2 separate regions of the Homo sapiens genome follow, and region 1 is linked to region 2. Evidence: chromatin loops called from intact Hi-C (ENCODE). Cell type or tissue: Calu3. All regions are shown on one strand. Each heading gives the region's core, and the rest is flanking DNA. Links, peaks and the distances in the headings are about the cores only.

Evidence for each region. Peaks named below come from ENCODE experiments on the same cell type or tissue, not always from the same donor. Only the 100,000 strongest peaks of a DNase experiment are listed, where the experiment ranks them.
Region 1: a loop joins it to region 2, with 5 times the contacts of the local background. A loop is called at or near these places in 15 of 110 quality-filtered maps.

Annotation. Positions count from the first base shown.
Region 1 is chrX:131,254,056-131,270,302 of GRCh38, reverse strand. No RefSeq gene overlaps it. Among named protein-coding and RNA genes, the nearest start is that of IGSF1, 27 kb to the left of the region's middle. RefSeq lists enhancers at 4,973-5,472, 5,473-5,974. In Calu3, for the core only: no CTCF peak of the experiment used is centred there; a DNase peak (open chromatin) is centred at 7,362.
Region 2 is chrX:131,624,745-131,640,991 of GRCh38, reverse strand. No RefSeq gene overlaps it. Among named protein-coding and RNA genes, the nearest start is that of OR13H1, 89 kb to the right of the region's middle. In Calu3, for the core only: a CTCF peak has its summit at 7,308 (motif pointing right); a DNase peak (open chromatin) is centred at 7,281.

The DNA of each region.
Region 1 (16,247 bases), core at 3,027-11,026, 370 kb after region 2:
TTATGAGGACTTTGATTTATGCTCTGAATGAAATAGGAAGCCACTGGAGATATATTTAAATAGGGCCCTCCAGCCTTCTGTTTGGAGAGCAGACAGAGGGGGCCAGAGTGACAGCAGAGAGATCTACTGGGAGACTATTGTAGTAATTTTGGCAAGACAGGCTGGCTTAGGTCAGGATGGTAGCAGAAGAGGCAATGAGAAATGGTCAGAATATTGATATAATTTGAGGAAAGAGCCAACAGAATTTGCTGACAGATTGGATGTGGGGTGTGTTCTGTAAACATTTTCACTAGAAGAAAGAACTGTTTCAAATATTGCCTTAGTGTTTCCCTCCTCAGATTATTTTCATCTCATCCTCAAGAAAGAGTTTGCCAATTCCCCCCAACCCAGGTCGCTACTTCTGGACAGTTTGTCAATGAGCTTGTCATTGCCCATCCAGGAATATTGTAAGTAGGATAAAGTCCTGTACATCTGCAGCAATCTGACCAGCACAGAGTAAAGAGGACAGGGAACCATCACTGGCCGGAATCTCAACTCACCATTTCTATTAATGCCATCTAAAATTACATTAGCCCTTGGGCAGCCAGATCACACTGTTGGCTCGCAGGAAACTTGTGGTCAACTAAAATCCACAGCTCTTTTTCACACAAGCTCTTGCCAATTCAATCCTTTCTTGTCCTTTACTTGTGCAAGTGATGTGTTATTTTGAAATTGGGTTTTTAACTAAAATGTAGACTTGCCATTTATTTTTGTTGGGTTTAATCATATGGATCCCAGCTTACAGAAGTCATGTATTACCACCTAGTGAGCTCCTCTCTATGTGTCAGATCTATAGGCACTGTCTCATTTTCTCTTAACAACAACACTGTGTAAGATTCCTTGCTGTTATTATCCCCATATTACACATGAAAAAACAGAGGCTCAGGGAGATTAAGTACCATCCTCCCAGGTCACCAAGCTCATAGGCAAGGGCAGAGCTAGAATTAGAGTTCAAGTTTGCCTGCTTCCAAAGCCAGACTCTCCCACGCTAAACCTCAGTGAGCAGAGTATCTGGAACATAGTAGATATTCAATAAATATTTTTACTAAATTGACCACCTTCTCAGCCTACTCTTTGATGTATATTATTGAACAAACACTCACATACACTTATGTTTGTTAGACCTTGTTCTAGTGCTTTACATTTATTATGCATCTTAATCCTCACAACAGATCTATGAGGTAGGTACTATCACCATTCACATTCCTTACAAAAAAGGAAATGGAGGCACATAGAGGTTAAGTAGGCTGCCTAGGTCACACAGCTAGCAAGTGTTAGGGACAAGATTTGGACCCAGCCAGTCTGGCTTCAAAGATTGTGTTTATAACCACTAAGTTATGCTCTCTCAGGTTTCTCTGAGATCCTGACCTTGCAACTCTCAAGGGAAGGAGGTGCCTTGGCCTAACTCATCATCATTGTCCAACAAAACCTGCAGTCCTCCTGTGGAAATCTAGTCCAGGCCCCACTTATGCATGGAAGCTGGCCTGTAGGATCATTGAGAAGGAAGACTCATGCATTCCCAAATTTAGACCCGATCTCTCCCCTTCCCTCCCAGAAGTCCAAGCCACTCAGCTCTGCTGTAGAAGTTGAAAATTCTTTCAACTTCCCTCCCTGAGAGAGATAAAGTGATTCCAAAGCTGAGGAGGGGGCCAATGTGATGAGATGGTCCCCATTCTGGGGAAATCCCTGAAAAGGAAACCACATGACTAGTGGCAACAGGTCTGGAGAAGAAAGATATTCCCTCAGGCCCCTCCCACCCCAAACAATGGACCCTAAGCCAAAACTATCATATTGTGTGGTAAATTAACTCTGCAGGATCCTGGCTAGAGTCATGCTTTCAACTGGGCGTGGTAAGAATTTGTGGAGAAATTCAAGCCATTCATGAGTTATTGGCCTACAAAGGATGGCTTTTGTGGTGAAATCCCTGGTTACTTTAGAAGGCCATCTTTGGTACCATATGCAAAAGGTCCAGGAACAATCTACGTGAAATCACAGGCTAGCAGAGGCCAAAATTAATTCTGAGCTTGAGACAAATCCTGTAAAAGGTGGCACTTGGCAAGAAACCTGTCAAAACTAGCCAATGATTCCTTAATTTGCAGAATCATTACTCAAGCCATTGCTCCATTTTGACCCCAACAGTCAGTCTTGGGGAATTCATCAACTGATGACCCAAAGTTGGACTTGACCATATTTATCCAGACACAGTGAAGGAATTCTAGACTTGGAAAATGTTAGAATTGGAAGAGCCATCAGAGATGATACAATGCACAAACTTTCTACAACATACCAAACAAGCGGCTGACCAGCCTCTGCTTGAACTCTTCTAGAGGGGGAGGGGTAGGGGCTTTACTAACTGTAAAGAATGGTTGTCCTTCAATTATCAGGTAACTATAATGGTCAGGAAATTTTTTAGTGTCCTGGGAGCTGCCTTATTCCAGCTTGTATACCCATTGACCCACAGAAAATGTGTAACACAAAATTCTTCCTTAAGTCTTCATTTTTCCGGATAAAACATCTTTTTTTTTTTTGGAAATGCAATAATCAGAGTAAAACAGTACCTTAGAGATGTTCTGATCAACTTTGGAAACAAAGAAACTATCACCTCCAATGTGATGGACATTGTACTTTCATTAATATACCCCTGAGATCTCAATAGCATATTTAGCAACCACTTAACACTGTGGGCTCATACTAAGTTTGAAGTTAACTAAAACTACCATGCCCTTTATAGAATTACTGCTAAGACTTGCCTTCACTCTGAGTTCATGCAGTTAGTTTTGAAGCTGAAACATACAACTTTATATTTGCCTCAAATATATGGGTTTTTTATGTTCATTTTTTAAAACTCTTTTTACATTTTTATTTTTAATTATTATGGGTACATAACAGTTGTATATATTTATGGGGTACATATGATGTTTTGATACAGACATACCATGTGTACTCATCAAATCCAGGTAATTGGAATATCCATCACCTTAAGCACTTACTGTTTCTTTGTGTTAGGAACATTCCAATTTCACCCTGTTATTTTAAAATATACAGTAAATTATTGTTAATTATAGTCACCCTATTGTGCTACCAACTACTAGATCTTACTCCTTCTATCTAACTGTATTTCTGTACTCATTAGCTACCTCCACTTTATCCCCCCCACCCCCAACTACCCTCCCAGCTTCTGATAACCATTATTCTACTGTCTATCTCCGTGATTTCAATTTTTTTTAAGCACCAACATATGCGTGAGAACATGTGGTATCTTTATAGGTATTTGTCCACTTGGCAAATCACTGAATCTTTCAACTTCGGTTTTCCTATCTGTAAAATGGACATAATCACTATTCTAATTTTGCAGGGTTGTGGTGAAGATCAAATGAAACAACATATGTGAAAGTGCTCTGTAATTAGAAAAGTATTATGCCAGTGTAAGGCCTGAAGATGACAACAATGAACATTGTTATTTTCTGTTATACAATGTATACAAATGTCCCTCCAAGCTTGGTCTTAGTTCTAAATTTGGTCAACATCTTAACCTGATCCAAGTGTCTTTCTGGGTTTACAATAATTCATTAAATCCATACATTTTGTATATGATCATTTAACGAGTTGAACCTTCAACTATCCATGCTCTCAGCTAGTCCCCATTTCTCCACCTTGTCTGAAAGGACATCACAGAAGTGTTTGTCAAGATCCTTGCTGAAGCCCAGGTAAATAATTTTTGCAGCTTCTTCTTGTAAGCCCATCCAAAAGGAAATGAGCTTAGTCTGGCATGACTTGTTCTTAATGAACCCATGCTGGTTTCTAGTGATTAGTAAGTCTCTTTCTAAGGGCTCAGAAATCATCTTCTTAATAATCTATTCTAGAAGTTTGCTGGGGAACAACGTCAAACTCACTAGGCTACCATTTGTAGATTCTCCTTGCTTTGGGGGGAAAATCATTGTTTTATTTAGTCTTTTGGCACCTCTCTCCATATCCATGAGTCTTTGAAGACTACCAGCAGAAGAATCCAAGCTTACAAGATAGACCAGAAAGAAACAGTGCTACATGCTAAGTTGTCTACCTTTTCCTCTCATTTTTCTGTAGTGGGAGAGTTCATCTTTCTTAGACTGATGTAGATACTCCCTCTGCAATTGATGTCATAGGGTTTATTTGTCATATTTTCAAAAACCCAGAATGCCAGCGGGCATGTTGGTTGACTATGCTAGTGTTCTTTCCAGAGTGTGCTTTTCAAGAGATGACACTTCTAGAGCAGTGCCTCTCAAACTTTAATGTGCATATGAATCACCAGGGCATTCTGTTAAAACATAGATTCTGATTCAGTAGGTCTGGGGCAGGGCCTGATCATCTGCATTTCTCACAAGTTCCTAGGTAATGTTCATTCTATTGGCACACATATCATACTTTGTGCAACAAGGCTCTAGATTAATGGTTCTAGACCTTGGCTACATACAAGAATCACCAAAAGAGCTCTTTAAAATCCCTATGACCAGATTGCACCCCACCCCCCGAGATTACCTAAATCAAAGTCTCTGAGGTTGGGACCCAGGAATTAGTATTCCTAAAGTCCTCAGGTTATTCCCATGCACAGCCAAGGTTGAGCACACTCTTCTAAAGCTAGACCTCAAAAATTACCCCCTGGCTCATACAACTGCTGAAGTGTAGGTTCCCACCTGCCTACTACAGGCCTATGCGTAAAGACAATCTTTTTTGTTAAAATGTTGTTGACTAAGAGTATTGACTTAAGAGACTGTATTTCAATGTTGGTGATTTTAGGGTTACTCTTGCTCTCCTACTGCTCCCTACTACCATAATTGAGGGGCCAGAAGGGTGAAATGTGTGGGAAGAAGGTTAGGTTAAAGTAGTTTTATAGCAATAAAAACTCACTTTCCCCTCAGTGTGTTATTTTATCTAACACTACCACTTGCACAACAATTTACAAAGTACTATAGAAATGCCCAGGTTGTGGTTTGGCTTAGACCTCCATAGAGAACTCCATTTATAAACATCTCTATTTTGATCAGAGTGAGTACACACATAAAACAGAATATGCCTTATTGTTAAGCAAACCCTGTGTTTATTGATAGCGGGTCAATGAGAGCAGAGGCAGACTAGCCCAGGCATCTAAAATAATTCGAGACACAGAATATTAAACCTGAGGCTGCAAGACAAATCATTCAAAGGTAGACTCATCCACAAGGATTTCTCGACATAAAGGTTAAAGGTCAAGACTATGAAATAACAAAAATGTGACAGAAAGCAAGCATTGGAATTGTATGGAACTCGGCATTTCCTAGTTGAGCAATCTTGATATAAATCCTCTCCCTGGCAGCCAAGCAAAGGGAGCAAGCATATCGGTCTGCGGGCGGGGTGTGTGAAGGGCAACAGCTTGGCTGGCACGCTAGCTAGGGGCATACCAGAGGGAGAACAGCCAAATGAGGCCAGGCTCAAAGGGGAACAAAGAGCAGACTGGATGGTGGCAGGTCTCAAAAAAGTTCTAGGCAAGATTCCTCCCTCAGTAGCAATTCTTGCTGGCGCCAGGCCTGACAATCCTTTGGGACAACATGGAAAAGGGCCACTTTGTCTGTTAATAGGGTCACCATTATTACACTACTGACCATTTTACAACATCAGAGAGTCAACTTGGGGCAAATCCCTTTGCTTTACACACTGGTCACACATTAGGGGACTTAATAAGGGAAGACCTGGTAGGGAGCATTAGAAGTTCCTGAGTACTTTTCATTAAAGGCTCTGTCAAAAGATTTTCCAGTGACTCATCCCCTCCTGGAGACCTCCTGAAGACAAAGAAAACATGAGATTTCATTTACCTTCCCCTTCTTCAGAAATGAGCTTGTCCCTACTCCTCACACCCTTCAAACCTCGCAAAATGGTTCCAACATTTTATTCTAAACCTTCTGTCAGCCTAGTTGTGTCAGAGAGAGAGGGAAAATAACCCATCTGGTATCACATCTTAGTTCCAGATGCCACTCAGTGGTTGAAGGGTCACACTACTGAAGGCAACAACTTCGGGGTGAGGGGTTTGTTGACACAAATTCCTGGGGATGCTTCTTACTCTGCCAACAGCTCACCATTCTCCTCTGTCTTCCATGGGCCCTGGGCATTGTTCTGTGCTCTCTGTTAAACAGCTCCCACTCATCCTCCTCCCAAGGCTAACACACAGAGATTCTTTTCTTTTTTCCTTGTCTGACCAAAAACAAGCCATAAACCCTTTTGAGGTAGCGTGGTACACAAACAGTCAGTTTTATAGTATGGGGAAGAACATGAGCTTTGGAGCGAAAGAGCCCAGGGTTTGAATCTTCCACTTAGCCACTTACCAACTGCATGTCCTTGGACAAGCCATGAAAACTTTCTGAGTCTCAGCCTCTCTTTTTGTAAAGTTGAAGTGAATAATAATAGACCTAATCCTGAGAGTTGTTAGAGGATTCGCTATGATGTCTGTAAATTGCCTAGCATGCAAAAGGTAATCCATAAATGGTAGCTGTAATTATTTTTTTCTGCAGATTTTTCTCTTAGAAATCATAGAGAAAACAGATAATGAAGTTCAAAGGATACTAACTGCAAACAAAAGTTAAAGGCTACAAAGCCATAACAAATTTAAAAGGAAAATACAAGAGAAAAATTCTAAAAATCACAACCTGAGGTTATCATTGAAATATGAAGAGAAATAACCTTGAGCTGTCTCTGCCCCATGTTTGCTCAACTTCAAGTTTGTTTTCTTTTTCTTTCTCTTTAAACTGCAGCTTAAGGTAGAGATTAAAGTCCCCAGCCCAGGAGGCAGACAAGCCTGTGACCTTAGACAAGTCCCTTAATTTCTCCCGCCTCGGCGTCCTCATCTGCAGGAGGAGAATAATGAGTGTCAAACTCTTATGAGTGCAATAAGGATGTTATGTGCTTAGCACAGTGTAAGAGCTCAGGAAAAAGAAGTAACTTTCATTATCTCACATTCATATCTTCTTAGAAATTCTGGGTCTGCGGTTCGTAGACTCCATCCACATCTGAAGAATTCTTTCACCTTCTCTTGATACCTAGGTCCTCCTACGCTTTCTGGTGAAACTCAAGCTGACTTGTTTCCACCTATTGGTTGAACTTATTTATTTCAATCACTCCAACAAGGAAGAAAAGATGAGAGAACACAAACCCCAAACTGTAGGAGACGCTGGGACCTTGGCGAGCATAGGAGGAAAGGTAGGAGAGGAGGCAGAGCTTGGAAATCCATTCATTTCTGCCTTGTTGGCCCTCTTCACATGCTAAAAGCAAGCAGGGCGGCTCTGGAAGGCAGGAACAGCGCTTCAGCTCTGCTGCTCCCTCCAGTGGTGGGGCCTGGAGAAGTCACGAGGTGGAGTCAGGAGTCATAAGGTGGAGTCAGGAGGCTCACAGGGAAGGGGAGATAACATCATCAGTGACTTTCATAATAATGACAACGGAACAATAATCGACAATGGGCTCATAGGGAAGAAGGAATAATAATAATAATATTTGGTGGACTTTTGGAGAAAGAGGACAAAAGTTCTTGGAAGACTCATGGGTAAGAATGGATAATGATAATTTAATAAATATGGCAAAGACTATAGCAATCCTTAGTGGGTTCATGCGGAAGTGGGAATAATCATGATTACAAAAGCTAACACTCATCAGTTTCTTCCTACACATCAGGCACTGTGCTAAGTGCTTAAAATACATTATTTCACACAACCCTACAAGAGACTTGCAATGCTGAAAGATTAAGTAACTTGCCCAGAGTCACAGAGCTAATGAGTGACAAAGCCAGTATGAAAACCCAGGTTTGTCTTACTCCAGAATCTGTGCACTTTCCCCTGGACCATGTGGTACCAATGGAAAGAAACCAGCAGACCCAGCTGGTTAGAACACCTGTTTGCCTCCCAGTCCCTCTCAGCTATAAGTGTTTACAGGGCTGTGGGCACTGGTTGCCATGGGAGCCACCCTCTATCCCTAGTTTCTTATTACCAGTGATGGACTAGGGGGTTTCTGGAAAATAGAATCCTCCCCCACCTCCAGAAGGGTGGCAAGTTCCCTACTGAGTAGAACAGTCTGGTATGCAGACAACCAGGTGTGTCATCCTCTCATAAATGTGTGAACTGAGAGACATGAGGGAGATTCCTCTTCCCTAATTACCAATGCTTGAAATTGGACCTGTGGAACATTCTGTGCTTTATTAAAATGCAAATACCTGTTTTTATTTATTTACATCACAGTGTGAATCTTTTAGTTCATCGTTTTCAAGAAAACTAGTCCCTGAGACTTTAGTCTAATGTAGTTAGCATGGCAGGCAAAGCCCTTCAAAGTCTCTAGTCCCTGTCTCTATCTCCAACTTCAACTGCTCCCACTCTCCAGCCTAACATCCCCTACCATACTGCAGCTCCCAATCAATAATTTCTTTATGTTACTGTTCTCTACAATAACATATAGAATATAGAATAATATGTATTTTCTTGGAGTAACCCCTACAACTCTCTTCTTCACCTAATTCTTAGTCATCAATCAAAATACAGTGCGGCTATCACCTTCTTTCAGTAAGCCTCCCCCTACCCCCAACCATGACAGTGACATTATTTGGCTTAGGTGACCATCTCCTATGCTATTAGAGTAGCCTGTATAGTAGTCTAGCTTTCTATCTATATATGTATACATATTATATATGTTATAATTGGAGTTGGTATTATATTTCACTTACATATAAAATAGTATTTATTTAGTGATAAAGAACGGTAATAATAATAAATGCACATGGTTAAAATATGCAAACAGTACAGTAGATTATGAATTGAAAAGTAGAATATGTCCATATCGGAGCCTCCCACCACAGTCTTAATCTCCAGAGGTAAGCTCTCTGTTAACAGTTTCTTGTGTATTTTTCCAGAATTGTTTAATGCATATGCAAGAATATCTGCATATGCTTTGTTGTCACATAGATCAGATCATACTGTTCTGTACCTTGCTTTTTTCATTCAATGTATCTAGGAGCGCTTCCCATATCAGAGGATATATATATATATATATATATACTTTTTTTTAATTTGCTACATAATATTCAAAGGATGGATGTACTGTGATTCACTTACCTATTGAGGAGACTGTCTTTTTTTTCTATTGTTGTTTTGGTTTGGTACTGCTGTGCTTGTTTTGTTTTGGTTTGCTATTAGAAAGAATGTTATAATGAACATCCTTTTATAAATGTATATTTGCTTGTTTATGTAAATGTGCCCTAGGGATAAATTCTTAAAACTGGAATTGCTGGGTTAAAGATTATGGCCTTTTACAACCTTGATAAATATGTCAAATTGCCCTCCAAATATATAGCTCCAAGTTTTACTTTGACTGTGCATGAGAGTTACTGCATCCCTATAGCCTCAGAAACCTTGTTCTATAAAACTTCATCAAATTTTAAATGTGATAGGGGAAAATTATAACTCATTGTTTTGATTTGTCTTTAAACAATTAAAAGCAAGTTTGAGCAGAATTTTTATATCCATTGGGTATTTATATTTCTTTTTCTGTTAAGATTCCTTATCCAATTTCTAGTCTTTTCCCTTCATGAATTGTAAATGCTTCAGGTATATTTTTTAAAGTAGTCTGTTGTCATTTTTGTAATACATATTTTTTTCTTAGTTTGTCATTTGCCTTTTGACTTGCTTAATTATTTATTACTGCCATACAGAAATGATAGTATTTATGTAGTCAACTGTATCAAATTTTTCCTATATATATATATATATTCAGTTTTTGTAGCATGCTTACTTAGAAAGGTTTCTTTCATTGCAAGATTATAAAAGAAATCACCATGTTTTCATTTAGTACCTTATGGTTTTTCCATCTTTTAATATTGAAATTGTTGATCAATCCAGAATTTATTTCGGTGAAGAGTCACTTGGGATCCAGATATTTTATTCAAGTAGCTAGCCAGTTGTCCAATCACTTTGTATTTTTTAATGTTTACTTGTCTTTCCCACTGGACTCTGAGTTCTTCCAAGAAAATAACCATATCTTATTACTGATTGGAGCTCAACATTTAACACTGTGCTTGATACATGATAGCACTTGCTATTATAGAATGCCAGAATGTGGAATGAATGCCAGATACTGTTTCAACTTCCTCTGTTGGTGAACAAAGCCTACTTAAATAAAATTAGTAGCCTATATGTGCCACATTTTGCTAAGTCTACTGCTAACCCAGTGGGTCTCTTCACATCAGCTACTGCCTGCTACCTATAACTTCTTATGCAAGCCAGATGATTACAAAGGCCAGATAGATGTGAGTAGAGCCTAATTAAATATTGCAGGCACATGGTAAAAAGAAACATAATAAAGCTCCATCTGGCCAAGAAGCCCCTTACTCCATAATTACTAGTGCCTGAAATTCTATCTTTAGGACTTTATATTCTTTATTAAAATGCAAATATCTTGTTGAGCTGGGTTTTTTTATTCGTTCACATCACAGTGGGAATTTTTGTTGTCCGATTCAATGCAAATGCAAGTGTGCACACACACACACACGCGCGCGCGCGTCTATAAAAACAAGTTTTGAGACGAAGGCCAGAAAGAAGTAAAGACCATCCAGGGGCACAAGAGGGATCACTGGGGAACAAGGAGTGAGAGGGGCGCATGGAGAAGAGCACTTACAACTCATGTTCTAACAATGACACTTTAATATACCAAGCTGCTTAATCACAAAATACATCATCCCACTCACCTCTTCTCAGCCTCAGCAGTCTAAACTTTCTGGACCTATTGGATATATTTGTAGATAACTACTTAGGGAAGATCACATGAGCCAATTAAGCGCTATTTTCTTTGGAGTATCTCCGAGAATTGTAGCTTGAAAGAGCATTTGGATATTATGTTTTCCTTTTAAAAAAAATCTAATAGTTGATTCTGGTGCCCAACATGCCTTCTCGTCCTCTACTGACCCCAAACTTAACATTCACCCGATTAAAAGTACTTTGGGGAAGCAAATGGTAAAATAAAAATGCCAAGATGAATCTCAGCATCCTTCTGATTTGATGTTTTAAAATATATATTGTAAAATTCCTTCTCCCCTATTTTGCCTGGCTAAAAAGAAACCCAAATGTCAAGGGTCTTAAATTGGTCTGACAAGTAAACTTGCAAGCCTGCTCAGCACCCAGGCTTGTGCATTTTGGACTTGACGTCAATGAACAATGGGGGTTAAGAAAGTCATTTTCCTGGTTTATTAGAATCTCTCTCTCTGGGCCCAAGTCATTCCTCACATGCCCTGATCAAGTTGGTCTGAGCTTCTTCCATCACAAGCTGTTTTTCATTTACTAGTTTGTATGAAAAATTGACCATAAAAGTCTGTACATGAGCCACTTGTTTATTGCTAATCTATCCCTGGAGTTGAAGGGAATAAAATAACTAATGGTCTCTGAAATTAAGAGACTGCCTTTATTAAAAGTGTAAATTCAATGGAAGGTGCAGGATTTGAGTTAACACCCATTCATATAATAGCAAGAATTCGTGTTGGAGTCTTCCCTCCAGAAACTCTGAGGGCAGAGCTTATGAAAAGGCAAATAATAGAAAGGGAATAAGACACTGAACCCTTTAGGGTGGGGGGCTGCCACCAGGCCTAAAAAGACTCTGAAATAAGAAGTAGGGTAACACTAGAAAAAAATCTTTAGTTTTCTCCCAAATTCATCTGAAATCTGGTCCTAGGACTAAGTGCTCTGGAACTTACAAATAATTTATTAACTCTGGAAGATAAAATAATAGTAATAGTAGAGTTACTGGTAATACTAATGACAAGTTACATTTACTGAACATTTACTTTGTGCCAGCCACTGTATGCATAGTAACACATTTAAGCCTAACAATAACTCTAAGGAAAGCACTATTATACTCTTAATTTTACAGAGGAGGTAATTGAGGCTCAGCCAAATTAGTAACTTACCCAGTGTCATATAAATGATAAGCAGAGTTCTTCTCCACTATGTTGAGAACCAAGGCTGAGTCACAAAGCCCTCTTTTGAACCATCGTGCTAGTGCTACTTAACAGCAGGCTTGAACTGCTACTGCATGTTATTTCAGCACTTTGACGCACAGAAATTCCAACCCTGGACATAATTCTGAGTCAGAGTTGGCCTTTCTGTATTTTGCTTTTCCTGCCTGGGCCTACTCCTCTAGATTCTTTGGGACCCACTTCTACACTCCATTTTGCCACCTCCCCCCTCAGTTGACTGATACAGATCAAGTGACAGAAGGTAAGGACACATCTGATGCATGTCAGGCACTTTCTTGGGTACTTACACATTTGCTTTTCATTTAACAAAACAACCTTTGAGGTAGAGATTATCATCTCCATTTGGCAGATGGTTTAGCTGAGGCTAAGACAGATTAAGAATTTACCTAAGATAAGTGACAATTGGGGGCATGAGTCTTATTTGACTCCAGCGCTTGAGAGGACTTGTGAAACATGAACAATTTATACCTCCTGAGAGCGCTTGCATGTTAAAAGAAGACTTCTATTTTTTCAAGGGACTGAATGACTAACTATGTTGGAAACCTATGGTGAAAGGGGCAGGCAGGTGAGGTATATCTTTTGGGATAAGAGACCTTTGTCCCAGGGTTCTTTTCACATCAACCCAAGCAGATGCCTTCTCATTAGCCCTCTCTGCTCCTTCCAACACACACAAAGATAACACTAGCTAGGCTGAACCTGCCCTGAGTCAGTTCTTTCCCTTGCTGGGATTACTCTGTAAAACATGACAGAAATACAAAGGTCAGGCTCTAGCTTAGCTCCTTTTTCCTGGCTCAGTCTGCCCCTTACATAAAGGCAGAGAGTTCAATGCACATTAGAAGATTTAAATGAGGGTAGTATGGAGTTTGTCTAGCCCCTAAAATTGGGACAAAGGTGTCTGGGAAGAATAAATGAGTCCCGGAAGAGTCCTGTTGGTTCAAGCCCAATAAAAATTCATACTACCCCTCTTCTAGTCATAGGGGCCACCATAAAACGGTGCCCTCCCCTTTGTCTTCCCAACACTGATGAGTCATTAAGTAAGTTCTTTATTTCTAATTTCAATAAATTAGAATAAGGACTCAGACTTTCTAACACAGAGAATTATATTTACCCAGTCACTTAATGAAAAATGCATCATTGAAGCCTTGCAGTACCTAAGCACTAGGAGCACGATAGATTAATTTTATTAAGTTGTTTTGCCTTTAGGATACCAAGCACTCTCTCTCAGTTTTATTAGATGAGAACCCATCGGGCATGTATGTTAATTTTATGGTGAATCTGAAATTTCCAGCTGCAAATCACTTCTCCCTTTGTGTTTAATGAAGCCACTCTGACACTGCAAAACACTCTTTCTCCATCTCCACCAAACTATCTGACCAGTACTACTTCCAATATGATCTAAATTCATGAATTTTTAAGATTTGGATGTTTATGACTTTCCATTTTAAAACTACCTTTTTCTTTATTCTTTCAAGCAGAAGCTTTAAACATAGGCCCATTTATTTATTTATTTATCTATGTACTTGTGTATATATTTATTTATTTTTAATAGAGATGGGGTCTCGGTATATTGCCCAAGCTGTAGTTCAGTGACTATTCACAGGCATGATCACAATGCCCTATAGCCTCAAACTCCTGGCCTCAAGTGATCTTCCCTCTTCAGGCACCTGAGTAGCTGGGACTACAGGCATGTGTCACCATGCCCAGCTTGAAACTTAGGTATCTTAAGTCAATGTTCTATGAAAACAATCAGCCTACAATGTTGTTCAAGAATTTAGTACATTCTGCACTGTATGTGGATTCATGGTTTAACATGAGCAAACTTTAAAAGTGATTGTAGTTCTTTTTTTTATGGCCTATTAGGATCACTCCCTTTGGGCCCAGGGCATTCCTCACAAACCATCATCTTATGGGATGTTAGACTTTGCTCACAATTTCATAGTTTGTATGAAGTACTTCCCATAAAGTTGTTTCTGTATTGGAGGTGTTTTTTGTTTGTTTGTTTGTTTTGTTTTTTTGTTTTTTGAGACAGAGTCTCGCTCTGTCACCCAGGCTGGAGTGCAGTGGCGCGATCTTGGCTCACTGCAACCTCTGCTTCCTGGGTTCAAGCGATTCTCCTGCCTCAGCCTCCTGAGTAGCTGGGATTACAGGCATGCGCCACCACACCCGGCTAATTTTTTTTGTATTTTTAGTAGAGATGGGTTTCACCATGTTGGTCAGGCTGGTCTCAAACTCCTGACATCGTGATCTGCCCACCTCGGCCTCCCAAAGTGCTGGGATTACAGGCGTGAGCCACCACGCCCGGCGTGTATTCCAGATTTTTCCCTAATTAAGGAGAAAGAAAGTATGACTATAGCAGGCCTATCCCTGTAGAAAGTGACTAAAGGTAGAATAGGCTCACATGGCTGCTTTCCTCTCCAGCCCCTAATCTCTATAAATGACAGAAAATATATATTCAAAATTAATATATTCACAACAGAAATTAAAAATAAGAAATATATATGCCTGTCATACATTTTGAGGAATCCTTTTGAGTCAAAAGGTAAAGGGAATAAAATTAATGGAGAAAAGCACAGCCTAAAACATATGTAGTAGAGGATGACTGAATAAGGAGGCTATGACTCCATATGATCTCCCAACCCAGAGACAGGAGAAACAGGTGGTATATGGAAGCCACAGGAAAATCATTATTAGGGTACCCCATTTTGAGCAGCTGACTGATTTTATTCATTCTCCTCTGCCTAACTGTGTCAGGTAGTGGGCAGCATAGATGGTTTCTCAGGCTAGAAAAAGTATTTTGGATGCTTGGGCTGGAAAAGCAAAGCAGGTTGCAGAAGCAAGACCAAGTGGTTGGCCACACCTAGGAGAAACAGGAAGCCTTCATACCCAGAAGATGAACTACTTATACACTCCACTCAGCAGCATGGCCTGTCCTTTCTCAAAATCTTGATGAGTGTGCAGGCTGTGAGAAACAGAAATGTCATCTAGAAGCAAACAGAGGTTCTCAAAACCCATGATGAGCACTAACATAAAATTCACAAACATTTGGGGAAAACCAGCACCATAAAATGGAGTCACCAAACTCACGAATCAGGACTAATGCCCAAGGAAGCAGAGTAACTAGGAGTTAAAGAAGAACAAAGAAAAATTGAAAGGGAAATTGACCTAAAACATCGATAACAGTACACCATTTCTCAAAGTTGAAGAAAGACAAAAGTCTTCAAATAAAAATCACATACCAGTCACTGAAAAAGATAGTTTAATATAAAGATATCTGTACCTAAGACACATATTGGTGAAATATGAGAACTCCAAGGATAAAGACAACAAAATTTGTAAAAGTTTCCAAAGCAACGAGCAGGCTACCTGCACAGGAAAGAGAACCAGGCTAGTATCGATTGCTCATTAGCAATACTCATGTTCAGAAATAGTAATGGATTAGCTTCAAATTTATGAGAAAAAATAATTTGGAAGCAAGAATACTATACTAAGAAAGACTAAAATTTAAGTTGGAAGGCTGAGGGTTGTTGCAAAAGGAAAATATTTTTCAGACATGCAAGAACAAATATTTCACCAACCATTATTCATCTTTGAGTGAATTATTAGAGGATGTACTCTAGCAAAATAAAAACTGAATCTGAAGGGATTATGTGGAGTAAAAGAAACAATGGCGAACAGTGAAACCGTAAAAAACTGTAACTAAATCTAAATAATTATTATTGTAAAAAAATAGTAGCAATATGGACTAAATCCTAGATGATCTCAACATGAAAACTTGAGAGGTTTAAGAGAAAAGAAAAAAGGAAGGTAAAATATTGCAATGGTTGTTGCCTTTTTCAGATAAGTATATAAATAATCATAAATTCTAGAAATGTATGCAGAATATATCTTTGAGTAAATTTGAAGAAATTAAGCATTGCCACTGGAATACGAAATATAATATAAACCTTCCAAAAAACTACTAGAGAACAAAAAATAAAATACGGAAACACCACCAATCCCATAAATTACTGGAAAGAGAAAACCAACAAGAATCATGATAATAGAAAAGGTAAAATAAGATGGCAGGGATAATCATAAGTATCAACAATAATATTAAACCAGAATGGGTTGAATCTCCTTACTAAAAGATAATCTCAGATTGAACAAATAACGAGATTGAAACACATCCTGTTTAAAAGAGACACACTTTAAACAAAATGAC
Region 2 (16,247 bases), core at 2,744-10,743:
ATAGATATCAGGTATTTTGTCAGATTTGTGATTTGCAAATATTTTCTTTTACTCTATAGACTGTATTTTATCCTTTTAACATGGAGCCAAAGTTTTTTTATCCTTCTTCATGGAGCCAAAGTTTTTAATATTGATGAAGTCCAAACTATCATTTAATTTCTTTTATAGATTGTGCTTTTCGTATCAAGTGTATGAACTCTTTGCCCAACCCTATATGCCAAAGCTTTTCTTGTGCTTTTTTCCTAAAAGTTCTACAATTTTACATTTTACATAAGTCCATAATACATTTTTAGTTAATTTTTGTATAGGGTATGAGTCTTTGGTTGAGGTTCACTTTTTACCCTATGGATTTTCAATTGCTCTAATACCATTTGTTGAAAATGCTATCTTTCCTCCATTGAACTGCTTTTGCACCTTTGCCGAAAATCAATGGTCATATTTGTGTGTGTCTATTTCTGGGTTTTGTGTGCTGCACCATTGATCTATGTGTCTATCACTCTATCAATATCATGCAGTCTTGATTACTGTAGTTATATAATAAACTCGAAATTGGGTACACTGAGTCTTCCCATTTTGTACTTTTAAAAAACTGTTTTTAGCTATTTGAGTCTTTTGACTTTTCATACAAATTTTGCAATAATTCGTACCAAAATCCAGGCATTTTTGTAGGTATATTGTCTATCTCTATCACATATTTACTTATCTATTGTATATACATATATATATGCATAACCTATATATACAAAATTTTGCTTGGATTTTGACAGGAATTACATTAAATATGTGTGTCAATTTGGGTAGAGTTGACATCTGCTTTGAGTCTTCAAGTCCATGAACATACTATGTCTTTCCATTTATCCACTTAGATTTTTAAAATTTCTTTCATCAGCATTGTGTAGTTTTCAGCTTGTAATTTCTTTACAAGTTTTGTTAGATTTACCCCTAAGTCTTCCACTTTCTGAGCAATTGTAAATGGCATTATGTTTTTTATTTTTCGTATCCACCTGTTCTTATCTAGCATATAAAAATACAATTGATTTCTGTAGGTTGATCTTGTATCCTGCAACTTACTAACTAGGAGATTTTTATGGTTTCCTTGGTATTTTCTATGTAGACAATCATATTATCTGCAAACAAGGACTGTTTTGTTTCTTTCTTTCTCCTATGCATAAATTTAATTTTCTAGCCGTGCTTTATTTCACTATCTAAAACTTTCAATACTACGCTGAATAGGTGTGGCAAGAATAGTTATCCTTCTTTTGAGGTTGCTTTTAAGAACAAGCATTCAGTCTTTCAATATTAAGAATAATATGACCTGTATGTTTCAAAGATATTGTTTGGCAAGTTAAGGAAGTTCCTGTCCATTTCTATTTTCCTGAGATTCTTTTTCTTTTCTAGTATAATAATGGTTTCTTTGAAGAGGATGTTTCATGTGAATGTTTTATGTTGCAGCCAAACTCTACGAAGTAGGTTGAACTATTGAGTTGTCTGTAAGCAGAACAGAAGAAGTATTCCTCAAAAAACTGGTTGTGCTGCATTTAGCCATGTATAGTAGATGCAATTACAAAAGGCCTTCAATATTATTCTTCAATCTTGGTGTCATAGTTGAAAACATCAGAGTTTCTGAAAACAAAATAGCTCACTAATTTCAGTTGTAGTATTATGTTAATGTCAATGGATAAAGAACCAGCATATGGATAAAATGTGCCATTTTAGTGAATAATTACATAATCACCAGGTTGAAGTTATGGCAGTGGAAAGGGAGCAAGTTAAAGATACATTTTAATGTTCTGGAATCCTAGAGACACATATAGGGACAGTGAGTGGTGTATTATTTCTCTGAATTGCTAAAGGTATTTCTTGTTCTAACTACAGGTTTTCTAGATGCTATTCTATTGGAGGATGCAGTAATAAACATGAATCCTTCAAAAGTCTCTGTAGAGTTTAATCAATATCTTGAATAATCACCAGACATAAATGTCTTTGCATAGGCACAGTATTTAAGGACAGGCCTCCCTAAATGGGAGTCAGCCTGTTATTCTGTACTTTACATTATCGTTTCTGGGTATATTTGACTTTCAGTCTGGCATCAGTATGCCTGTGTGTTTGCCTACTTCCTCTGCCAGATTATTCTGATTAATTATAGTTGGAAATAGATGGCCTTAAAGTTCATAGTTTGGATAATCTGCCAGGGAGGACTTGCTAAAGGAGATAATCTGCCCTCAAGACCTGGTGATTTGGGCAGCCTAGTAAGACCAAAAAATTCTGTGAATGTGGTCCATCAAGCATTGCACCAGTGCCTGATACACTCTAAGCGCTTAGTAATACTTCTAGAATGAATACCTGGTACAAACTGAGCTTCTGGGTTTGCCTTAGCTGCTCTTAGCTATGGAGTTCTGAGTGTAGTATCACCTCTAAGTCCCAAAGAAGGCCTTGGTGGTGAGTATTCTCATTCCCATAAAATATGGTTGACTTTGTGTCTTGCTAACTTCTTAAACAAATAGGTGTTTAGGTGGATGTTCCCCAAATCAGGGATTTTCTGAGGATATGATGGTCATCACTATGTAGTTGGAGACATTTTTCATCACAGTATAAGAATTTGCCAGGTTGGCAACTGATCTTTGACAAAACTGACAAAAACAAGCAATGGGGAAAGGATTCCCTATTTAATAAATGGTATTGGGAAAACAGGATAGTCATATGCAGAAAACTGAAACTGGATCCCTTCCTTACACCTTATACAAAAATTAACTCAAGATGGATTGAAGATTTAAGCATAAGACCTAAAACCACAAAAACCCTAGAAGAAAACCTAGGCATTACCATTCAGGACATAGGCATGGACAGAGACTTCATGACTAAAACACCAAAAGCAATGGCAACAAAAGCCAAAATTGACAAATGGCATTTAATTAAACTAAAGGGCTTCTGCACAGTAAAAGAAACTATCATCAGAGTGAACAGGCAGCCTACAGAATGGGAGAAAATTTTTGCAATCTATCCATCTGACAAAGGGCTAATATCCAGAATCTACAAGGAACTTAAACAAATTTACAAGAAAAAAACCAAACAGCCCCATCAAAAAGTGGGCAAAGGACATGAACAGGCACTTTTCAAAAGAAGACATTTATGCGGCCAACAAACATATGAAAAAAAGCTCATCATCACTGGTCATTAGAGAAATGCAAATCAAAATCACAATGAGATACCATCTTATGCCAGTTAGAATGGCCATCGTTAAAAAGTCAGGAAACAGGCAAGGCATGGTGGCTCATGCCTGTAATCCCAGCACTTTGGGAGGCTGAGGTGGGTGGATTACAAGGTCAAGAGACCATCCTGGCTAACATGGTGAAACCTCATCTCTACTAAAAATACAAAAATTAGCTGGGCATGGTGGCGCATGCCTGTAGTCCCAGCTACTTGGGAGGCTGAGGCAGGAGAATCACTTGAACCTGGGTGGCGGAGGTTGCAGTGAGCAGTGATCCGCCACTGCACTCCAGCCTGGTGACAGAACAAGACTCCATCTCAAAAAAAAAAAATCTAGAACTAGAAGTACCATTTGACCCAGCAATCCCATTACTGCATATATACCCAGAGGATTATAAATCATTCTACTATAAAGACACATGTACACGTCTATTTATTGCAGCACTATTCACAATAGCAAAGACTTGGAACCAACTCAAATGCTCATCAATATTTTACTGGATAAAGAAAATGTGGCACATATACATCATGGAATACTATGTAGCCATAAAAAAGAACGTGTCCATGTCCTTTGCAGGGACATGGATGAAGCCGGAAACCATCATTCTCAGCAAACTAACACAGGAACAGAAAACCAAACACTGCATGTTGTCACTCATAAGTGGGAGTTGAACAATGAGAACATATGGGCACAGGGAGGGGAACGTCACACACTGGGGCCTGTCAGGGGGTGGGGGCAAGGGGAGGGATAGCATTAGGAGAAATATCTAATGTAGATGACGGGTTGATGGGTGAAGCAAACCACCATGGCACATGTATAGCTATGTAACAAACCTGCACATTCTGCACATATATCCCAGAACTTAAAAAGTATAATAGTAAAAAAAAACTAAATAAATAAAGAATTTGCTAGGTTGGAGTAGGCTGGTTTTAGGGCCAGGGAGGATTAGGTGTAGGAGAGAGAATTAGGGTAGAAAATAGTACCTTCATGTGCTGGATGGCTACATCTATGACAGAGGACTAAATTAGTGCTCCCCAAAATTTCATGTTTTAACACTTATAGAAAATGGTGTGTACATGGTATACTAAGGAAATGGGCAAGATTATTCAAAGTTGAAGGCAACTTACCCCATGCTCTGAATGCCATAGGTCTTCATGGCCGTTCTAAGGGCTGAGAGGATCACTATTTCACAAACCTACAGCCCAGTAAGTAAAATTGCCAATGAAACAAATTCTGTCCCTTTCTTGAAATCAGTTATCAGGCTAACTAGAAAAATAACATAAGTAATGAACTGTGGGTAGAACCTGATAAATGCCAGAAATCTCAGGACAAACTTCATTTACCTGGAGTGTTCCTAAGTTTAATGTGATTGATGCATAATAGGCAATTATGTGCCTTCATCATATGGAATATATAGAACATGGTCCAATAATTCTATCTTTCAACTTTTAAGTAGGCCTTTTGCAGGGTTATTCCAAAAGTGGTGCTATATCAAGTGGCCAGGAAACTCTGTAATCTCATTATAAGGAATAGAATATAGGATATCATTGGCCGGGCACAGTGGTTCATGCCTGTAATCCCAGCACTTTGGGAGGCCGAGGTGGGTGGATCACCTGAAGTCAGGAGTTTGTGACCAGCCTGGCCAACATGGTGAAACCCCGTCTCTACTAAAAATACAAAAACTAGCCGGGTATGGTGGCGGGCACCTGTAATCCCAGCTACTTGGGGGGCTGAGGCAGGAGAATTGCTTGAACCCAGGAGGTGGAGGTTGCAGTGAGCCAAGATCGCGCCATTGCACTCCAGCCTGGGTGACAAGAGAGTAACTCTGTCTCAAAAAAAAAAAAAAGGATACCATGATTTCATGATGAGGTCATATGGGATTTAATTCATCTGTTTCTGAAAATATATAGGGTACTGAATAAGACAAACAGCAAAAAAATATTGCTTGTGGCACATGTGAGCTACCATCTTCCACACATCAGTCTCATTCATGCTGTAGACAAATCCATTTCATAAAAACAATGGTTCAAAATTTCAAAAAAAAAAAAAAAATAGAAATGTGCACTGAGAGCATGAGAAGATGCTCAACGTCATCAGTCATTTGGGAAATTCAAATTAAAACCACAGTGGGATATAACTTTAACTTGAACATGAAATTCAAGAACATTTTGTTAAATTAAGATAGACACAAAAGAGGATATCATGTATACTTCTGTTTATATGAAACTTCAGGAATGGCAAATCTATTCTTGATGACAAAATAAAAAATACTGCTTGCCTTAGGCTTGAAGTGGGTCTCTGGGTGACTGGGATGGGCAGAAGTGAATTTTGGGAGGAGGTGATGACAGTGTTTTGTATTTTGAGTATGGCAGTTGTTATTTCCAGGAGGTATATAAATTTGTCAGTGCTTATTATAAAGTCCATTCAAAATGGGTAAATGTTATTATATGCAAACAAACTCCAAAAATGATTAAAAACAAACTTATGGTTTGCCATGATGATCTGGGAGGCCCTGAGTCAATAGGTATGGGCAAAGTTTTATTGTTGTGATGCTGAGGTAATGATTGGAATAGGCAGCCATTTCATAAATAAATATGTCTAGTACTGGGACATGATGTAAGTTTGCCATAGTTATTATCTACATATTGTTGAAAGGACTTGACCTTAGCCTTAGCGAAACAATTCAAGTGCTTGACATCATACTCAGGTTAATCATACTTTCAGTTCTGCCTTCAGTTCTGAAAATGTCTTCTGGTAATTGGCATATTTGTTTGGAATCCTAGGTAAGGAAATGACAGATGGTGGAGGGCCATATTAGAACTTAAGGCAGAGTTGCAAAATAAGATGAAAAGCATAGGTTTTCTTTTTTCTTCTTTTCTAAAAACATTTTATTTTAGATTCAGGGGGTACATGTGCAGGTTTGTTACATGGGTATATTGCGTGATGCTGAGGTTTGGGCTTCTAATGATCTCTTCACCCAAGTAGTGAACATAGCACCCAATAGGTAGTTTTTCAACCCCTGCCCCCTCCCTTCCCCCCACTTTGGGATCCCCAGTATCTATTGTTCCCATCTTTGTGTGCATGTATAGCCAATGCATAGCTCCCACTTATAAGTGAGAACATGCGGTATTTGGTTTTCTGTTCCCACATTAATTCACTTAGGCTGATGGCCTCCAGCCGCATCCATGTTGCTGCAAAGGACATGATTTTGTTCTTTTTTAGGGCATAGGTTTTCTTAGGCTATAGTGAGGTAGGCACTTGGATCTCCACTCTGTAGAGGGTTGAGTAGAAGCAGTAACACAGTAGTAATACTGGGGTTTTGTTGCATGTTATCTCATCTCATGAGCACGCCGATTCCTATTGCATGTTATCTCATGAGCACACCGATCCTATAGGAGGATCTCTATTCTTCCTAATCTGCTATATGAACAAGGGGATCTCTTCACTAGTGTAAAGGTGAGTGTACCACCCAGAATTCCTTATGATGTACTGCCCTTCCCACAGCCCTTTGTAGGTAAGGGTAAAAGATGATCCTTCCACTTTCACCCTGGCTCCCTGGTTAGTATACAAAAGTTTCTAGTGATGGGAGTGGCACCTGTGGACAAAGTGGTTAACCCTGCTGTAGGATATATTAAGAGACTAGTGCAACCAGGAGGCCTGTGGCATGGGTCCTTGTGTTTCTCTAGTTTGGTAGACACATATGTATCTACACTCTGTGGCTTATTATTTCTGAAATAATAGTATAACTCTGACCAATCTATCTTGTAGTTTTCCCCCTGAGGCTTACTGAGAACCTAGACGGTTCTACTCAAGAGATGACACTACAGGCTACTCCCTAACTGTGATGGGCAACTGAAAAAATACATTGCCTTAAGAGAGTACGGCTTGCCTGACTCTCTTCATGCCCTGCTAGAATCTGAAGTACTTAGAGTCCCTCCAAATTTGAGGTTGTATGTGGCTAGTGAATTTCCCCAGAAGTGAAGGTGGCAGGGCAGTGATCCTGGTTGAAAGGCGAGGTTCACAATTCAGAGTTCTCTGTGCCCCTGTATGCATCATGCTGAACACTAGAGGGCACCCTTGTGCTGTTAGAAGCTGAGAGCTGTGGCTACAAGCGGCACTAACTTTAGGATGTGGAATCTTAGTCTCCTGAGGGATTCATTAGATGGTACCGCTGGGGCCTGGGCTGGGTTACAAGACATTAGGAAGAAGATTAAATACTCATTAGGAATTCAAGTTGTGGTGAATTAGCTTTTAGGCAGAGCTCACTGGGCCGGGGTATAAAAGGAGTCATTAAGGGAGCCAACCAGGCCAGGCGCAGTGGCTCACCCCTGTAATCTGAGCACTTTGGGAGGAGAATAGGAGTTCGAGACCAACCTGGCTAAAATGGCGAAACTTCGTCTCTACTAAAAATACAAAAATTAACCGAGCGTAGTGGTGCGCGCCTGTAATCCCAGCTACTTGGAGGGCTGAGGCAGGAGAATCACTTGAACCTGGGAGGCGGAGGATGCAGTGAACCAAGATCGCACCACTGCACTCCAGCCTGGGTGACAGAGTGAGACTTCTTCTCAAAACAAACAACAGCAACAAAAAAGGAGCCAACCAAAAGGGACATATACTTTCAACTGCTATCTATATGCAACTCCCGTATCTATATTTCCAGATTTTTCTTCTGAGCCTCAGATATATAGTCAACTGGGTACTGAATACACAGTAATCTGAATATCCTTCAGATGCCTTAAACTCAATGTTTCCAAAATGAAACTGATATTTTCCTTACTCTCCTTGCCTCCAATTTTCCCACACCCCTTTCCGATGCCATAGCCCCACCAATGATACCCTTCTCTGCCTCACAAACTCACTCATTTACCAATATTCCCAATTTCAGTAAATAGTACCACCTTGTTGTTCAAATCATCAAACTGGTAGTATCATCTTTGACACATTCTTCTTTCCATCTTCTTTCTCATCAGTTACCCTGTCCTGTTAATGCAATTTGCTAAATGCCTCCTAAATTTACCCAATTTTCCAAATCCCCCATCCCTGCCCACCATCTTCTCTCGCCTGGATTACTACAATAGCCTTATAGACCTGCTTCTCACATCCAGTGTTAACCCCTCCCATTTATTCTCCACCCTTCAACCACAGCCTATATAAAATTGAAATCTAGCGATGTCCCTAGATGCTTGAAACCATTGAATGATCTTCTTAGCCTTCAGGATGATGTTTAAATGCTTTGGCATGGAATTCATTCATGCTGCTATTGGGACCTCTATTTTGTGCTATGTACAATGTTAGAGAAATTGGGGATGAACCCACAAATGAAATATACATAGTTTCTGTTCCCATGAAGCTTAGCTATTAAGAGTCATGGCCTATACGCAGCTCCCAGTATAGTGTCACAGAAGGCCTTTCATGATCCGGCTCTGGCTCACTGCTGCAGCCTGTTACCTTCCTATGCACTATCCTCCCTATCTTTCCATCTCTTCCTCACCACTTCAGACCTTACAGTCCAGCCAAACAGAGCTACTTGCAGTTAGCACATGCTTCTCCTCTTTCATACCTTCATGCCTTTGGACAGAATATTTTCTCTCCAGGTGTAATGCCTGCAATGACTGCTTCATCAGGAAAAATCCTATTTGTCTTTAGAAACTCATTTCAGATGTCGTATCTTAAAAGAAGCCCTCCCTGCTTACCGTTATTCTTTAAGTTGGTGGTAGGTGTCAATGTAATCCTGTAGAATCCTGCATTTACCTCCTTCACAGCATTTTCCACCCCAAATTATAACTGTTTACTTCTTTGTCTCTCAATTTTCAGTGAGTACCCGTCACAGAGACCTTATCCCAGAGTCTAAGTAGAAGGTCATGGTAAACTGCTCATGTTGTCAGTCTCTTACTTTCTTTGTTTCCAGCTAGTACTTGGCCTTATCTGACTCAAAGTGGCCTTATCTGACTCAAAGTCTTTAATACAATTGTAACTTGTGACCCTTTGTTCAATGTTTTTCATTTTTAGCTACTTCCCCCAGCACACTATTCTTTAGAAGACGAGAGGTAGACCAACAAAAAGCTGTGGAGGAGGCTCATCTGCCTGCCTTTCAAAATTCCATGCTGGGTACACTTTGTCTAACCACTAGAAATTGAATAATGGTGATGTAGGACTGAAAAATGGCACTTCTTTATCCCTAATTTTCTGGACCAGTTCTGGGGGACCTAGTTGTTCTCCAATTTGGGCTTTCAGGGAGACATAGAGTCACTTCTTTCACTAGAGAAACTAAAGATGAAAGCAGACTTTGCCATTTCAATTATGCTGTCAAACCCTTTAGTTTCTTCAAGGTCCCAGTTATGTTCCAGTATTTCTTAAGCGAAATTCTATATAACTGCCTGAAAATGAGACAAAAATTAGGTTTAAATGACATATTCACTCAAACTCACATGTATATTCTCACCCTGTAGTCTATTCCAGTTGGTTCCATCTAGTTCAAAAATTGGAGCAACTAATTTCATGTCTGCCATCAGAAGTAATCTTTCAGTGTTCATAGGTGAATTCCTGGGATCCAGCTACTGCATCGAATATATTAAGAAAATGCTAGCAGACGTTTGATAATCCTAAAGTGGAAGTGCTATGTGATTTCATAGGTAGTTATAGTTATTTAACTTTAAAACACAGGGGCACACAATTTAGCCTGGAGTGAGGGTAAACAGGTACACATAGTAAAAAACTCACTGCTCTCGTTCCTGTAGGACACTGGCTTGTTTTTGCTTGTTACTTATTGTTTACACAGATACATGTAAACACATGCATACATAAACACACATGTGGACTTCAGCAAAACAAAAAGGGCTAATTTAATAGTGAAACACAACCACAAAGTTGTGCTAGAATTGTTTACTAGCATGCATAAATGCTTAAAATTAATTACTATGCACAGGTGCTTTGCATGGTACACTAGCAGGAGCTGAAATGAAAGTGACGCGTACTGGAAAATTGTTAGGCAGTGATAGTCTAGGCCTGATTTATTACAAGAGCAAGTAAACACTTGAGGTTATGGGAAAGCGACACAAATCTTCTTAGGACTAGAATAGAGACATTCCTTGCTACGGCTTCCCGTCCTTGCCTCTGAGAGTAGCCTTGTGGAATTACGTGTGTTTACAGAGATGTATTAAAATTACTAAATAGTTTCTTTTAATACTACATTCCGTAGACATTCGGCTCCCTTTCAAATAGTAAGAGGCATGTGTACTGCTGTCATCAACGTCCTTGAAGTCTCCAGGCTAACAGAGGTTCTACCTGCTTTTACCCAAATGTGAATTCCTAATCTGTTGCTTAAAACTCTTTGCTCCTATCATAGCCAAGCAGACTGCTCACTCTTTGTAAAGGTCCCCATTATGTGAAATCTTTGTCCATGAGAGAAGCCTTGTGGATTTTGGAAGGGTGAGATGAAGTTAAATAGACCACTTTTCTCCCCTCTTCTCACTATTCCACTTGGTCCCAATTCTAGCAATTTGGTAGTGGTTCTACAGTATAATTAGGAAAACGTGAGCATGAAGAATGCCACTGACCCTAGTTCTAGCTTGGGCAAAGGAAGATTGTAGGGTAAAGAGCACCCAAAAAGGTCTTACTAGAGCTCTTATCAATTTAAGACCATAGGGCTGATGCCAAAGGGAAATTCTGGAAAATGCCTGACATTTTGGTCTCCTTTTGTGCACGATTTGTTTTGTACCCCCATGTCAGGTTATCACTAAAAGTTGATCCTTAGTTCTGGGAAAATAATCCTTTTGAACAACAACTTGGTAGATTCTTGAGGAGAGAACCTCAAACATGCTGCTTCTGTTAAAAGGACCATACTGGACTTATTCAGAGGAAAACAGGAAACTTTTTTTAAAAATTTATTTTATTTTATTATTAATATTTTTTGAGACAGAGTTTCACTCTTGTTGCCCAGGCTGGAGTGCAGTGGTGCGATCTAGGCTCACTGCAACCTCCACCTCCTGGGTTCAAGCGATACTCCTGCCTCAGCCTCCCAAGTAGCTGAGATTACAGGCATGCACCACCATGCCTGACTAATTTTGTATTTTTACTAGAGATGGGGTTTCTCCATGTTGGTCAGGCTGGTGTCGAACTCTTGACCCTAGGTGATCCACTCACCTTGGCTTCCCAAAGTGCTGGGATTACAGGCGTGAGCCACTGCACCCGGCCATCAGGAAACTCTTTTAATTAGGTCTGTTTTTCTGCAATTTGAAGACAGTCATGATGCAGCATGATTTCTGTCACTTACGGGGTATAATTAGAGGCACAACCACCTACCCAAGGTTATTTGCAGGGCAATCTCTGTAGGCAGTCATAAAATTGGCATACGTTATTTTAAAGACAGCTGGCCATGATTCAGTCAGAGGGGCCTTGGCTGCTAAGATTTTGTTTTTGTGTTTTGCACTCCTTATGTGTTGAGATTTGAGGGGCTTCTTCCAGTTGGCATGTTTTCAGGTAGTTGGACATGAGGCATGCCTGGGAGAATATAATGTATGAGAACATAGCATATGAGAATATAATATATTCACTTATGACACACGCAATGATAGGAGGTTTATGTGTCCATTTATGGCAATAGTTAAACGAATGATCTGAGAGGCCATCTTTGTGTGGTTGGTTTCCTTGTCCAGCCAAATTCGACCTGATTTGAGGGACAGCCTCTGCCATTGGTGTGAACCTAGGGCCAGCTGGCTCAATGATTGGACTGGAGTCAGGGAGGGTTCCTGACACTATGTGGCTTGTTGGGCAATATTTAGGGAGTCACCTATCTACAGTGTGACTTGGTATGACTTCAGTGAAGAGAAGGCAGGGGCAGGATGAAACATGATGAAACCAGCCTTGGAGGGGACAGCAGAATCTGGAAAAAGCACTCCATGGACACTGAGATAATAACAAAGATACTAAGAGTAATAAAAATAATGGAAACAGAACTAACTACCATTTGAACATCTATTACGTACCAGGAAGCATTCAAGCAAACTACTTTCTATACGTGTTTGCAGTATTTCATTAAACCTTACAATAGCTCTGGAAAATAGATATGATCCTCATTTTACAGAGGAAGAAACTGAAGCTCAGTGAGGTTAACTGTGCCAAATCATGAAGATATTAAGTGGTGGAGTAGGGCTTAGAACATGAAACTCCTAAGTCCATACTCTTTCAATTATACTGTTCAACTTTCAATAATACTTTATGAGTTTTATATGCAATTAGTACTAGCTTTTTGGCTTCTGTCAAAGGAAGGGTCATCTGCAGAGGGGAGTAAGGAAGAAGAATCTGTGAGGAAGAAATGAAATTCAAATAACCTAAAATCCCATTTAGTCACCAAGTTTTCACAAATCTATCCTCAACTAATCATCTCTGTAGGTCTCTCTAATCCATTTCTTCCTTTCATGTCCACTTCTGTGCCCTTGTTCAAGCCTTCCCATCTATACTGTTAAATAACCTCTTAAATGGCCTCTTTGCCATTTGTCTATTCCTTCTATTCCCCCCTCCATAGATATTTTCTAGTAATGCTTTTAAAACACAGATGCGATCAAGTCATTCTCCAGTTCAAAACCCTTCAGTGGATTTCCATTGCCAAAGCGTATAAAAACATCATTTGTTGGGTCCTTGATTAACTTTTTAGTCTTATATACTATGCTTCCAGCTATAGCAAACTACCATAGTTTTTCAAGCATGGCATGCTCCCCTGGGACATTGGAATCCATTCCTATTTCAATTTTACCTACATTAATTCAACTCTTTTCCTCTATGTAGATCTTATTTGGGCCATATTTCCCTACATGTAGACTGCTAAGTATTACTAAGATAACAGTCTCACATCCATGTGGATTTATGCCTCTACATATTTATTGCTTCCAATTTTGCTTGGATCCTCTACGTTGTTTGATAATCTCAATTTTTCCTAGACTACTCTCTCTTCCATTTTCCACAAAAGCATGTTGAAATTTTCATGAGCCTCCTCCCATCAGTACTCCATCATTTCCACTTTAATTCTCAGTACTTGGCCTCCCTACTACTCCAGGAAATAGAAGTCATCAGGTTGGAATTCTTAAAGTTCATGTCTCCTCCTACAAATGTGTATGCACTTGACCTATTATTACTTCCTCCTTCCCGCCTCAGCAGGAGTGTCTCTATGCCTAAGATTATCATTTTACCTGTGCTCTGGATTCCATTTCTTCCTACCTGCTCTGGAATCAAATTATTTCCTTTATTTTGTTTTTAACATCTCCCTCTTTTTTTTCTACTGACTCCTTTTCTTTATATTGTAAACTTGTTCAAGGTTTTTTCCCCCCACTATGCTATCCCTTCTCTGGCTATCATTTCCTATCACAGTTCAACCTCCTGAAAAATGTAGTCATCGCTAGCTATAGTATTTACTAGTCAGGAAGGGTCTATATGAAAGGGAGTTAAGAGATTCAGGCAGTAAAATGTGTGGATGAGAGGTTTACGTGATGGAGAAGAATAAAAATAGATGTTAGGTAGGGGTAGAGAAAGGAATAAAAGAATATAGTAAAACTGAGGGGGCAGCAAGAAACAGCTGGGGTAAACTAATGGCTACTGAAAGAAATGGTGATGTAGGCTTGCTACAGAAAACATCTGCAGAACAGGAATGAAAGAGACACACGCAAGGAAACAAATGCTACAGGCTTCCTGAAGGTGGAGTCCCAGTCACAGAAGTTGGAGGAATAGAAACGTGCGTAATAGAAATTTAGATTGATCAGAGAGGAATAAAATCTGTTTGGTCCTTTCTCTCCTTTCAACTTTAACTCTTTTCTGTATCTGGACTTATCCTTTCCTTCTGCTTCTGAGAAAGAAGCCCCCACCTCCCTTCTTGCCAGAGCTACCCATAGCATGTGCATGGTTAGCTAATTCCACCTGTTGCTTTTTCAGGGTCTTGCTTCAGTAGTTGTCCTTGTTTTCTATGCTACAAATATTTTACCCTATATTTCCCTCCCCTTCCCTTCCCTTCCCTTCCCTGCCTCCCTGCCTCCCTTTCTAATGAAAAAATATATACATATATACATAAATGTATATATTTCCTACTTTGTACCAAGCTCCTTTCCTTATGCCTGCAATCATACAGATGATTCTTCAATTCTAAAAGCATGCATTTCTTAATCCTGATAAATTCATAAGCTATCTCATTTCTCACCTTCTTTTATCACCAAACTTTACTAAAAAGTAGTTTACAGGCCGGGCGCGGTGGCTCACGCCTGTAATCCCAGCACTTTGGGAGGCCGAGGCGGGCAGATCACGAGGTCAGGAGATCGAGACCATCCCGGCTAAAACGGTGAAACCCCGTCTCTACTAAAAATACAAAAAATTAGCCGGGCGTAGTGGCGGGCGCCTGTAGTCCCAGCTACTTGGGAGGCTGAGGCAGGAGAATGGCGTGAACCCGGGAGGCGGAGCTTGCAGTGAGCCGAGATCCCGCCACTGCACTCCAGCCTGGGCGACAGAGCGAGACTCCGTCTCAAAAAAAAAAAAAAAAAAAAAAAGTAGTTTACATTGTTGCCTATGCTTTCTCACGCCTACTTTCTAGCTTTTGAACCTTCCATTTTACTCACACATCTTGTTTGACAGTTTCTAATGACTTTCTAATTGTCAAATTGAATGCTTTTCAGAACTTTTCCTCCTCCATATGTTGGAAATATTTGACATTGGTAATCACCCTCCTCCTTCTTTAAATTCTCTCTTCCTTTGGCTCAGTCTTTGGGTTCTTCCACTAACTTCCATACAACCACTTCTTCTCTTTAAACTGCCCCTTTCCCTTCCTACCCTGTAAGCGTGGGTATTCTCCATGGACACTCCTTCTGATCTTGCCTCTGACTTCAGGCATGGTGATTTTACATACACCTACAACATTTCTTATCCCCTCTGTGTGGTTGACTTCCAAAATTTATCTGTGTATCTAAATTCTCAGACCTGCATATCCATGTATTTGATTACTATCTCAACTTGAATGGCTTTTTAACACCTTATGTTCAGTAATATCCAAAGCTGAACCCATTTTCTTTTTACCAAAGCCAGCAAGCCCCCTCCTTTCCTTCTTTGTTTAGAGTGTTGCTCTCTTCCTAGTCACCCAAATGAAACATTTTGGATTTATCTTTGACTCATCCACCTACTCCTTCAGTAAAGATTTTGGAGTCTACTATGTTATTTTTGTTTTTAAAATTTCCAATGGCTTACTCTTTACTAAAGAATAAAGTCTAAACTACTTTGGTTAGCAATATGCTCTACAACATGCCCCCACCTTATCTTTCCTGATGTATATCACTTGCAGGCTATCTTTCAGCCAACAGGAGCTAGCCATTCTGAAAATGAACTCCATGGCATGCCCCTAAACTTGTGCACATTTTTTCCTGCCACTTGGAATAGAGTCATATCCCACACTACATTTTGATTATTATAATCCTACCTGTGCTCAAGTTCTTCTCTCTTAAAAGAAATATTCCATTAACCTTGCTCAAGTTCTTCTATTTTAAAGAAGTATTCCACGTTTCTTCCTACCTACAAATAATTTATCTATTTCCTTTATGTTTACAACATAGAGTGCTTGCTTATACTACTTGCCAATTATTCAAATGAAACGGCTAAGTTTAAGTTTCTTGTTATTGAAAAGGAGGAAGAGAGTACAACAATGGGGTAAGATTTTGGGTTAAACATTATCATGCAAAGGTCTGATGATAGATAGGAGATCTCAACTGGAAGACTTGATCAAGGATGACAATTAGGGAAGAGAACAGCTCAGATTTGTAAATTAAGGATGTGGTTTTTTCATTCTTCATAAAATAGAGTAAACCATTCTATTTTATGTTGGAGTAGAGACATTTCAATTGCATCTCAGAAAAGGGAATAGAGCCAGAGAGAATTGGAAATTGACCAGTGAAGCTGAATATTTAGAAAATTGTGTGCAAAAATGTAGACTTGAAAGAAGATTATTTGGAAATGCATACTAACAGTTTGCAATATGCTTACATAAAAAAAGAAGTGATCCAGTAGGGCTGACAGG